2 separate regions of the Homo sapiens genome follow, and region 1 is linked to region 2. Evidence: chromatin contacts called from ENCODE Hi-C or POLR2A ChIA-PET data. All regions are on one chromosome and are shown on one strand. The core of a region is the stretch at or near the end of the contact, and the rest is flanking DNA. Distances in the headings are between cores, read along the strand shown. Region 1 overlaps IQGAP2 (IQ motif containing GTPase activating protein 2). Region 2 overlaps SV2C (synaptic vesicle glycoprotein 2C).

Region 1 (5,996 bases), core at 431-2,930, 410 kb before region 2:
TTCGAGACCAGCCTGGTCAACATGGTGAAACCCCATCTCTACTAAAAATACAAAAATTATCTGGGCACGGTGGCACACGCCTGTAATCCCAGCTACTAGGGAGGCTGAGGCAGGAGAATTGCTTGAACCAGGGAGACAGACGTTGCAGTGAGCCACGATTGTGCCACTGCACTCCATCCTGGGCAACAGAGCAAGACTCTGTGTCTCAAAAAAAAAAAAAATTTTCTCTACCATGCTATCCCTAAATTAAGGTACTTAGGCTACCACAAAATATAGGTTTGATGATAACATGAAGTAAAATGTTTATACTAAACTGTTAATTTTCCCCTTTGATGATAAAGAAGTTAGATAGCTATTTCCAATTACATTTTTAATTTCTCCATTGTACAATGTAATATTAATATAAATCTTACAATAAACAAACATCCTGGCTTAAGTAAAAGTTACCACAAGGTGGTGCTGAGAAGTTAGCTTTCTGAACATGGAAGAATCTTTGCTTTTAAATTTAAGTCTGATATTTTCTTAAGCTAATATTGATCAGGTAAAGATCTCATTTGCATATATCAAAAAATCTCATTTACTAAAAAATTAAAAAAAATATTGTATAGTTTCTGTTTGGCCTCAATTTTCAACTTTTTTTCTTTTTTTTTAAATCATTGATGTTGAGGTTTAAACTGTTAGCTTTGGAAAGATCACTTTTCATGGTATGGGCGTTTTACACCTAATCTCTGTGTGGGAGGTGCTTCCCAGCTGATTACTCAAACGGGCAAATGTTTATCAGGAAACTGTGTTTACCCAGTATTCCCATGCTGAAAAGAAACAGCAATAGCAAACTTCCTTCCCAAGCATTTAAATTCAAATGAGGCTGCTTATTACCTGAAGTATATAGGAAATCAAGTCTTAATCTAAAAAACAAAAAAGCCCATCGAATAGAAAAAGTGCCAATCTCATGTAGCTCTTCAACAGTTAATTTATTAAGCACCGTTTGGTACCTAACAGCCAAGTCAAAGGGCTGAGAGCATTCCAAAGGAAGTCATGGAATTAATGTCACCTTTGCTTCTCATGTCTAAGAGAGCACTTTTTGTGAGGTAGCAAGCCTCCTACCACACCAAAAGCTACAGCACACCTGTGCAGCTGAGTGAGGCCAGCAACGGAGGGGTTGCCCAGAGGTAGCTACCGACTCATTGACCCATGTGCTCCTACTTGTACAAATAATATCACTTAAAGTCCAGGAAGCAATAAAGAAAGTTTTAAAAAATACCATTTAGTGTATATCATGAAAGTAGTATATAGTAGTAGTAGTAGTAGTAGTTGTTATCTACTGAACCAAATTTTTCCATCTTAGTCACATACATTACTGCCAATATCACATGGCATTAGTTTTTTCTACCACTTTCAAGATAAAACTAGTGGTATTAGTTTTTTCTATACTTTCAGGATATACACTAAAAGGTACTATCGTAATGAAATGCAAACTTAAAAGGCAGGAGCTAAATTTATTTCAGCTTTCTTGGATCACATTATGTGTAGCTCATTTTGTACTATAACATGTGGAATGAATGTTTGTATATCAAAGCCTCATGGTAGAGCAGAAAGACCACAGGACTAGAATCCAGAAGCGCTGAATCCTGGTCCCAAAACTGGTAAAACCTCAGTGTGTGACTAAGAGCAAGTCACGTAACCCAAGCTTTCAGTTCCCTTATCTGTGAAATGAATGACTTAGACTACAATAACTTCCCAAGGCCCTTCCCCTTCTCAAGTTCCATGATTCTTCATTTAAAACATGTTAAATATAATAGCTGAGAGGCCTGTGCTGAAGTTCAAGTCTGATACCAGTGTTCTTTTAATTTTCTTAGAAGTAGGGAAATAATTGACTTCTTTTGAAGCCATTGGCTGGCTGAATTCATAATAGCACAGGTTCAGTTCTCACATATCCTGGTTTTTACTAACTGTGTGACCTTCGGCAGCCTCTCTGTGCCTCAACTGCCTTGGTGATAAAATGGGAGTAATAATAGTGACCACTGCACAGATATGTTATGAAGATAAAATGAGATTATACCAGTACAGTATTTTGTGCAGTGCCAGGCACATAGTTAAAAGCTCCATTTGTGTTAACCTTTGTTCTTACTATTCTTTGTTAAATAAATGTGTCCTTTGTATACAAACACTTATTGATAACCTATCAAAGTGGTTTTCTTACTTTTTCCAATGCCAAGAATCTCTATTTCACCACAGACTCCATGTTTGAAATAGTTTTATTTACTGAACCAAATTTTTCCATCTTAGTCACATATATCACTGCCAATATCATATCAAAATCCAGGGTTCTATACCTAATTTTCAGCCCCAAACCAAAGGAATCCTGAGGTAGCCTTATCATAGAGAAATTAGTTCAATTAAACCTCCTGAAGAGTTAAATATACAAACTCCAGAGACTTTAACTTGGAATCAATAGCACGTAAGCTGTATGAAGTAACAAGATGTGGTTCATAGTCTCTTAAGAGCTCAGAATTTAGGAAGACAGAAAGGCATAACCACCATACTAATTTAGGACAGAAAGAGGAGGAAAGGGAAAGGAATGGTTCAGAGCACAGAGAGAATTCTGAGCAAGGAAGGACTTGAAAGAAATAAGCAGGTGCAACTGCCTCCCTCACCTTACTTCCAAATACTGCCATCTCCAGATATCCCTTCTGAGAACCTAGGATTAGAGCCTGTCCTTTGAGCTAAGAAACTGTCTTTGGAAATCTTATTTATAAATGCAAATATGTTCACTGTTAGAGATATAATCAATCTGATATAAGGGTTCAATCAGTTTCTTAGGGAAGGAAAAGGTTCTAAGGGAACAGAGTGTTAAGACAAGGAAAGTTATGCATTAATGCCTGAGGAGCAGGTTCAAAGGCCACCTGGTAAGCAAGACAGCCACCTGGCTGTGTGGGAGCTGGCTAGACAAACTCTACTCCACAAAGCTCCCAGAGTACCTGGACGGCTGGTGAACCAGAAGTGGGTCTGCCAGAGCCATGGCATCACCATTGCACCTGAAAACATGGCTGCTGCGACACAGCTACAGTATCAGCAGCGGGAAGAGTAATCCTATCACAGAGGAGAGGCAGACATAGCTTCCGTTTGTGGCTGCCCATGTAGAAGAATCTCAATGGTCAAATGAACTAGACAGCAAGAAAAGCAGAATCCAGTAAGCTAATAAGGTTAAACTTGAAAAATTAATATAAACACATGACTTTTAAGAGGAATCCCTAGAGAGTGGTGGTTCCACATCTCAAAGCAGAAATAATCAGGATAGGACTGGAACATCCTGTTGTGACCACGAGCAAGGATATTTCAAAGAATGTCAGGGACGGTGCTAGAAGGACAAGGAAGTGGGCCAGAAAGAGCTCAGACTGACCAAGCTGAAACAATCTGGTTCATCAAAAAGAAAGAGATATTAATCTTGGTTAAGTCTGAGAAAGGCCACAGGTTCAAAACAATAATCAAGAGAATAATATACAGTGTCCAAAAAGGAAGTTGTAATAAAAAAAAGAGATAAATAGCGAATGTGTATTTATATTGACTTTAACAAGTTGGGGAGCATTATTAAAACACAAGTACTTTGTTTCTTCTATATCTGTTTTTTGTTTGTTTGTTTTGTTTTGTTTTGTTTTGTTCTTTGAGACGGAGTCTCGCTCTGTTGCCCAGGCTGGAGTGCAGTGGCGCGATCTTGGCTTATTGTGATCTCCGCCTCCTGGGTCTATTCTCCTGCCTCAGCCTCCCGAGTAGCTGGGACTACAGGCGTGTGCCACCATGCTTTTTTTTTTTTCTTTTAATTGAGATGGAGTCTCCCTCTGTTGCCCAGGCTAGAGTGCAGTGGCACAGTCTCAGCTCACTGCAACCTCCGCCTCCCAGGTTCAAGCGATTCTCCTGCCTCAGCCTCCCGAGTAGCTGTGATTATAGGCACCTGCCACCACACCTGGCTAATTTTTGTATTTTTGGTAGAGATGAGGTTTCACCATCATGGCCAGGCTGATCTTAAACTCCTGACCTCACATGATCTGCCTGCCTCAGCCTCCCAAAGTGCTGGGATTACAGGCATGAGCCACAACACCTGGCCTATATTTGTTTATATATAGATATTTTTATACTATTTATACTACATGAAAGAATAAAGACCAAGAACTTTGAGTAAACTAAATAGTCCCAGAAAACAAAGGAAGTGCCCCAAGATAAGGAAGAACCAAGGAGCATAGGTGGTGACAGAAACACCGGGTAGAAAGAGGGTCCAGCACTGGTGGTCACATCCACTAACTAAGTGGAGGCAGGACTAGAAACATGATCTGAGATGATAAATCAGCCCAAAAGCCTAAGGATCACTGGGTACAGTCAATCCCTTGTCTCCCAGGGGATGAAAACCTCTAGAAAGCCCAACTAATTAAAAAAAAAATATTTAAAAGGCATACATAAGCTTTTAATAATGTTAATGGATCAGGCCAATACATCATTATGACAGGACAATGGATTATACAATGCTGGTCAAGTGAGACTTAAGAAAGTAAATTATTTCAGGGTAATGGGGAAGGGGGGCAGGGGTGGGGACCAGATTGTAAATAAAGACCTACCTGAAAGCCGGGTACTTAAATGCGGTCTGATTTTTTTTTTTTTTTTTTAAACAAAGAAAGTTTAGCCTGATGCCTGTGGCCAGGGTCTGACTCGCCATGGGAGAAGAACCCAAAGTTGCGCCATGTTCTGACTCACAAGTGATCCATCCGAAACCCAGATCTGTAATCATGGCAGGTTTGAAAGGGTATTCTTTTGTTTCTGGTGCCACGAAGATTATGTCAATTCTGGGTAGGTATCAAAATAATATAATAGCCAAGGACAACTCAAAACTAGTTATAAATAATAAACAAAATGAGTGAAACTTGTAGTATGGGTCTTACAGAATAGGTTCCAGTGTAGTAAGTTTGTAATAACGTACCTGGGCATTTCACCTGCTCTTTAAGGTATCTGAAGTACTCAAAACATCATTTCTACTAAATTATTCCAACTCTTTCAAGGAACTCACTTTTATGACTGTTTAAACAAGTAACAGTTGTTTAATATCATTTATTATACATCTTTAATAAGGTGGGCACTAAACAACATGTCAAAAAAGTGTTCTTACCCTTACGTAAAAGGCCTCCAGATATTTTTTAAAAATTAGTATAGTAACTAGTTAGTAAGGCTCTCACTCTTAAACTGGTTCCTTTTCAAGGCAGAGGCTTTATAACATTCCAAAAGAAGCCACAAAAGTAAAACATGCCATACGCAGTATACACTTTAAGTTCAAAGATATCAAAATAGTTACAGTGGTTTTTACTTGGTGTTGAGATAGTGGGTATTTTAGCTTTTTCTTTAACATTCTTCCTGGATTTTCCAATTTTTTCCACAATGAGCATACATTACTTTTGAAAAAATGAGAAAAAGACAAACATTTCTTTAGAAAAAGAATGATGTGGCCGGGCGTGGTGGCTGATGCCTGTAATCCCAGCACACTGGGAAGCTGAGGCAGGCAGATCACGAGGTCAAGAGATCAAGACCATCCTGGCCAACATGGTGAAACCCCGTCTCTACTAAAAATACAAAAAATTAGCTGGGCATAGTAGTGCGTGCCTGTAGTCCCAGCTACTCAGGAGGCTGAGGCAGGAGAATCACCTGAACCCGGAAGGTGGAGGTTGCAGTGAGCTGAGATTGCACCACTGCACTCTAGCCTGGTGACAGAGTGAGACTCCATCTCAAAAAAAAAAAAGATGCCATCCACCGCTAAGGTGAGTCTGTCTACATTAGGTGAAGCTTGAGAATTTCCTCCCTTTGCTGCTGTGGTAATGTTCATGGAGTCTGGCTTGAGAACACCAAGCTAAACTGACACAGGGATTGGTGAGTGGTAGGACACGAGACTGGGATCAGAAATAAAATGATAAGGTGAGGGGCAGGCAGCAAAGGGGAACACAGATACAAACAGGAAGCAA
Region 2 (5,633 bases), core at 731-3,230:
AAAGCATAAATATCTAAGAGGAACTGGTATTTTAGAGGAACAGAACAAGAAAACAATCTTTCAGCCATTCCTGCCCAGATGTCAGTCATCTTAGACCCTCCAGCAAAATACCACTGAGTGACCTCTGTTTAAACCACCAAGAACAGAAGAATCACCTAGCCAAGCCTTGTCCAAGTTCCAAAGTCACACAGGAGTGTGAGATACAATAAAATGGCTATTGTTTAAAGCCACTAAGATTTTGGATAGTTTGGGACATAATAACACATATCTGGAATAGCATACAGTAGTTCCCCCTTATCTGCGGTTTTGCCTTCAGTGGTTTCAGTTATTCGCAGCCAACCATGGTCTGAAAATATTAAGTTATTTTGAGAGACAGAAATACCATATTTAGGTAACTTTTATTATAGTATATTGTTATAATTATTCTAGTTTATTATTTTATTATCAGTTATTGTTATTAATATCCTACTATGCTGAATTTGTAAGTTGAACTTTACCATGGGTATGTATATATTGAAAAAACAGTATATATAGGGGACGGTACTATCTGCGATTCTAGGTATCACTAGCGGGTCCTGGAACATATAAGGGAAGATCTCTGTACTTCCCAAAACACTGCTGAAAATATTTCATTCACTGGGATACCCAGACTATAAGAAATACAGCATTAAGAATCATATATACAGATTAATATATTTGTATATATTATTTGTATATATTAATATATAATATATTGATTAATATAATTGATTATTAAATATATACACTTCTGTACTTTCTGTTTTTTGTTGTTTTTTTTTTGAGACAGAGTCTCGCTCTGTCGCCCAGGCTGGAGTGCAGTGGCGTGATCTCGGCTCACTGCAAGCTCTGCCTCCCGGGTTCACGCCATTCTCCTGCCTCAGCCTCCCGAGTAGCTGGGACTACAGACGCCCGCCACCGTGCTCGGCTAATTTTTTGTATTTTTAGTAGAGACGGGGTTTCATCATGTTAGCCAGGATGGTCTCGATCTCCTGACCTTGTGATCCATCCACCTCGTTCTCCCAAAGTGCTGGGATTACAGGCGTGAGCCACCTTGCCGGCCTCTACTTTCAGTTTTAAAGAAAATCAAAATGGCTTAATTGCTAATATTTCTTTCAATGCTGCAAATCATTTCAAAAGAACATCAAAAGCAACCTCATTCTACTTTTCCCCCATAATTCCAGCCATAAACTAAACAGTGATTGGGGGTTAGAAAGTTTTCCCTCTTGGTCCTGTCAAGTCTTCTCCAGGCAATCCCAGGAAAGATGTTTTTGGCTTTTGTTTTGTTTTAATGAATAGATTTTAAAAGTAGGGGAAAGATAGGAATTAAGTAAATGGGGACCAGGATTGAAGCAGAGGGTGTTTATGGGTGGTGGTGGTGGGTGATTTGGTTTTAAGATTGGAGAATTGATCATGATGCAAGGAGAAGAAATATGTGGAGTGAACTTTCTCACCAATAAAAATACATTAATTAGCTCTTAGAGGAAAGAGCACAAGGACATAAATTCTGTGTGTCCTGGAGCATGTCACCTACAATATGGCTGATTAATAAAGCTCTGAGACAGGATGAAACAAAACCGCAGCTCTTCTTAGAAAACTGGGTAGCAGATTCACTACCATGGTTTTCTATTTGCACAACCATTCTCCCCCGAACTGAGAACCTCCAGGCCACTTCCTATTTTCCCCATCGGTAATCACTTAAGTCTTGAACATTTAAATCTCAAAACCCAACTTAGACTAAACGTAGTAAACTTTGGCTCCCTGTGTGTGTGTTGGGGTGGGGGGTGAGGGAGAACACCATGCACACAAGGTTGTCACAAATAACAAATTGCTCCTGGGGGCCTGGCTGGAGCCTCACAGCTGTGTGTGCAGATAAGCAGAGCAGTGTGGAAGGTAGGGATCCCAGGGCTTTGTGTTACCTTCACTTTCTCATAGACTTTCGGATGATGCTGTCACCATCTGCAACCTGACCCATCCCCATGCGGAGATTCTGACAGAGTGCAGTGGGGGCTGTCAGACAGATCTGACAGGGCTGGACTCATGCCTTTATTACTGATTGCAATCCACCTCTCGGGGACACACACGCTGGCTTTCCCAAACAGACTCTGACTTGTTAAACCCTTGGGTTGTATGGTTAGCTTTTATTTAGAAAGTTCTAATTTCAGCTGTTGGAAATAAATTGTATGTGATTTTCTAGATCTTACATCTTAATTACTTAGCAATTTAACATACAATTGTAGATGATAATTTTTCTAAGGTCCACTGCCCTCAGGATTCGTGTTAAAAGTATCTCATCAGCACATCGAGCTGCAAACAGGAAGTTGTCTGGGATATGGGGGAAATTTTAGCACCATGTTACTCTTCTGTGTTAGATCTAATTTTCTCTCTGCACTTTAACAATGATGACTGTCACTAATACCTAAACATTCACTGTTAGATTCTGTGTCCATTTTTCTTTTTAGTTAAAGCCATATATATATATCCCCCTACTTTAAAGGACAAATTCCCTTTTTAATTGAATTATACCTAACCCCTGGGCCATTTGAGTAAAATCTCGTCATGGTCAGCTTTCCTTTTGTTTTACAGTAAAGAGCAATTCATATTGTGTTTCAGGTCCTACCTGTCGTTGGCAAACTCTAGCCTCCAGGGGGAGCCAAAGACTCCCCCACACTTTATCTAGCAAAGAAGAGCTCTGATTCTGTGAAGGCCAACATGGAAACTGGACTTAAACACCAGGCCAGCGTAGGGGTTGGGGAACTGACCTCTTCATTTGGGTCATCTCTTTTCCGTGTAGTGTTTTTTCTGGTATCTCTCACCATGCCCCCTCTCCTTCCCTTCCCCTTCTGCCTCTCTCAAGAACTGTGAGGGGTCTGAGATTTCACCTTACCTGAAATTTAGTCAGTTAGACCGCCAGGCTCACGGGTGCCAGCAGAACACATGAGATTCTTGGCTCTGAGACTTTAACATTCACAGCAACAGCAGTAAACAGGGTATCAGCACTTGTGCTGGCCAAGAGGGCATGAAGCAGGAGCCAAAGCCTGCCTCCAGCATCAGCGTTGGGCTAGATGAACAGGAGGACCCTTGCTTATCAGGATAGGAGACCATGTCCACATTTGGAGACATATTCTTAGCTAGTAACAAAGAATGTGCAGGTTTGTAGCAGGGGTCCACGAACTATGCTTTCGTGCAGCGTACAAGCTAAGCATTCTTTTTTACATTTTTTAAAATGGCTACAGTAAAGAAGAAAATGTGATAGAGACCACAGGTGGCCTAAAAAATTTGACGTATTCACTATCTGGGCCTTCACAGACAAGCTTGGTGATTCCTGGTCTATAGCATCGTCTGTGCTTAGGGCCCGAGGTGGGAGTGGCAGTGCCATGGCAAAGAAGATTCAGGATCTCTCTCTTTCTTGTTCCATCAGAGACACACATTGCAGGCCTGATGGGAACAAGTACATTATGAGATTATTTTGCTCTTTCATTATTAACTCCCACCCCAACATAAACACCAGAGGCAGATGGATTTCATAAAATAGGATTGAGAAAACCTCGCCCAGATTCAGGCGTGTAAACCAGCCGGAGCGGCGCGGCAGCGGCAGGACCGCCGTGGCGCCTAGAGTAGCGACCCGCGGGGAGCACGGGGCGACGCTGGCTGCAGAGACCCGGTGACAGCGTGAGAGGTTCGCAGAGTACTAGGTTTTGACAAGCTTGCATCATGCGTGAGTATAAGCTAGTCGTTCTTGGCTCACGAGGCGTTGGAAAGTCTGCTTTGACTGTACAATTTGTTCAAGGAATTTTTGTAGAAAAATACGATCCTACGATAGAAGATTCTTATAGAGAGCAAGTTGAAGTAGATGCACAACAGTGTATGCTTGAAATCTTGGATACTGCAGGAACGGAGCAATTTACAGCAATGAGGGATTTATACATGAAAAATGGACAAGGGTTTGCATTAGTTTATTCCATCACAGCACAGTCCACATTTAACGATTTACAAGACCTGAGAGAACAGATTCTTCGAGTTAAAGACACTGATGATGTTCCAATGATTCTTGTTGGTAATAAGTGTGACTTGGAAGATGAAAGAGTTGTAGGGAAGGAACAAGGTCAAAATCTAGCAAGACAATGGAACAACTGTGCATTCTTAGAATCTTCTGCAAAATCAAAAATAAATGTTAATGAGATCTTTTATGACCTAGTGCGGCAAATTAACAGAAAAACTCCAGTGCCTGGGAAGGCTCGCAAAAAGTCATCATGTCAGCTGCTTTAATATACTAAATGCATTGTAGCTCTGAGCCAGGTCTGAAGAACTGTTGCCCAATTCAACAGTGCCAGCATTCCAACTTTGTTAAACCTACCAACATCTTAAATGGACTTTCCTGTGGTGGTACCCTTTAAGAGGCGGATGAAAGCTACTATATCAGTTTGCACATTCTAATCACTTTCCAGTATCACAAGAGAGATTTTTACTTATATAATAGTCCTAGAGTATGCAGCTGGTAAAACCAGAGGCTACATCCAGTATTACTGCTAAGAGACATTCTTCATCCACCAATGTTGTACATGTATGAAAATGGTGTACTGTATACTTTAACATGCCCCATACTTTGTATTGGAGAGTACAATAATGTAAATCCTAAAAGCACCACTATTTTAGCATAATAAAAGAAAGTCCAAAGAGCTCCTATATAGACTACTCCAGATAACTTCGCTTCTTTGATACTTGTAGCTTATTGTAATTTTTTTTAAGAAATTCAAGGTCATTATTATTGTACAAAATAAGCGCTTTGATTAACACAGCTATATAGTTTTTTTAATTTTTTTTTTTTTGTATTTTTTTTTAATTTATTTTTTTATTGATAATTCTTGGGTGTTTCTCACAGAGGGGGATTTGGCAGGGTCATGGGACAATAGTGGAGGGAAGGTCAGCAGATAAACAAGTGAACAAAGGTCTCTGGTTTTCCTAGGCAGAGGACCCTGAGGCCTTCCGCAGTGTTTGTGTCCCTGGGTACTTGAGATTAGGGATTGGTGATGACTCTTAACGAGCATGCTGCCTTCAAGCATCTGTTTAACAAAGCACATCTTGCACCGCCCTTAATCCATTTAACCCTGAGTGGACACAGCACATGTTTCAGAGAGCACAGGGTTGGGGGTAAGGTCACAGATCAACAGGATCCCAAGGCAGAGGAATTTTTCTTAGTGCAGAACAAAATGAAAAGTCTCCCATGTCTACTTCTTTCTACACAGACACGGCAACCATCCGATTTCTCAATCTTTTCCCCACCTTTCCCGCCTTTCTATTCCACAAAGCCGCCATTGTCATCCTGGCCCGTTCTCAATGAGCTGTTGGGCACACCTCCCAGACGGGGTGGTGGCCGGGCAGAGGGGCTCCTCACTTCCCAGTAGGGGCGGCCGGGCAGAGGCGCCCCTCACCTCCCGGACAGGGCGGCTGGCTGGGCGGGGGGGCTGACCCCCCCCACCTCCCTCCCGGACGGGGCGGCTGGCCGGGCAGAGGGGCTCCTCACTTCCCAGTAGGGGCGGCCGGGCAGAGGCGCCCCTCACCTCCCGGACAGGGCGGCTGGCTGGGCGGGGGGGCTGACCCCCCCCCCCACCTCC

The links. A loop is a pair of places that touch in the nucleus more often than their neighbours do. ChIA-PET counts read pairs that join two places held with the same protein, here RNA polymerase II (POLR2A). Pooled maps may share reads with other maps.
Region 1: a loop to region 2 is called in a pooled map, with 7 times the contacts of the local background. The contact joins two enhancer-like sites. A Hi-C loop is called at or near these places in 4 of 37 single-sample maps with no recorded cell type and 9 of 50 pooled maps. POLR2A ChIA-PET finds 5 or more read pairs at or near these places in 1 of 52 experiments (activated T-cell).

What each region holds. Positions count from the first base shown.
Region 1 is chr5:76,578,100-76,584,095 of GRCh38, reverse strand. All of the region lies in intron 5 of IQGAP2 (IQ motif containing GTPase activating protein 2), which reads right to left. Among named protein-coding and RNA genes, the nearest start is that of F2RL2, 42 kb to the left of the region's middle. RefSeq lists an enhancer at 1,780-1,869. Within about 2 kb of position 1,680, at least 4 of the 41 ENCODE cell types and tissues checked have a DNase peak (open chromatin) inside an H3K27ac peak, as active enhancers do.
Region 2 is chr5:76,172,283-76,177,915 of GRCh38, reverse strand. The region is part of intron 2 of SV2C (synaptic vesicle glycoprotein 2C); the gene reads right to left. It also overlaps the pseudogene RAP1BL. Among named protein-coding and RNA genes, the nearest start is that of SV2C-AS1, 92 kb to the right of the region's middle. RefSeq lists an enhancer at 1,726-1,805. Within about 2 kb of position 1,980, at least 3 of the 41 ENCODE cell types and tissues checked have a DNase peak (open chromatin) inside an H3K27ac peak, as active enhancers do.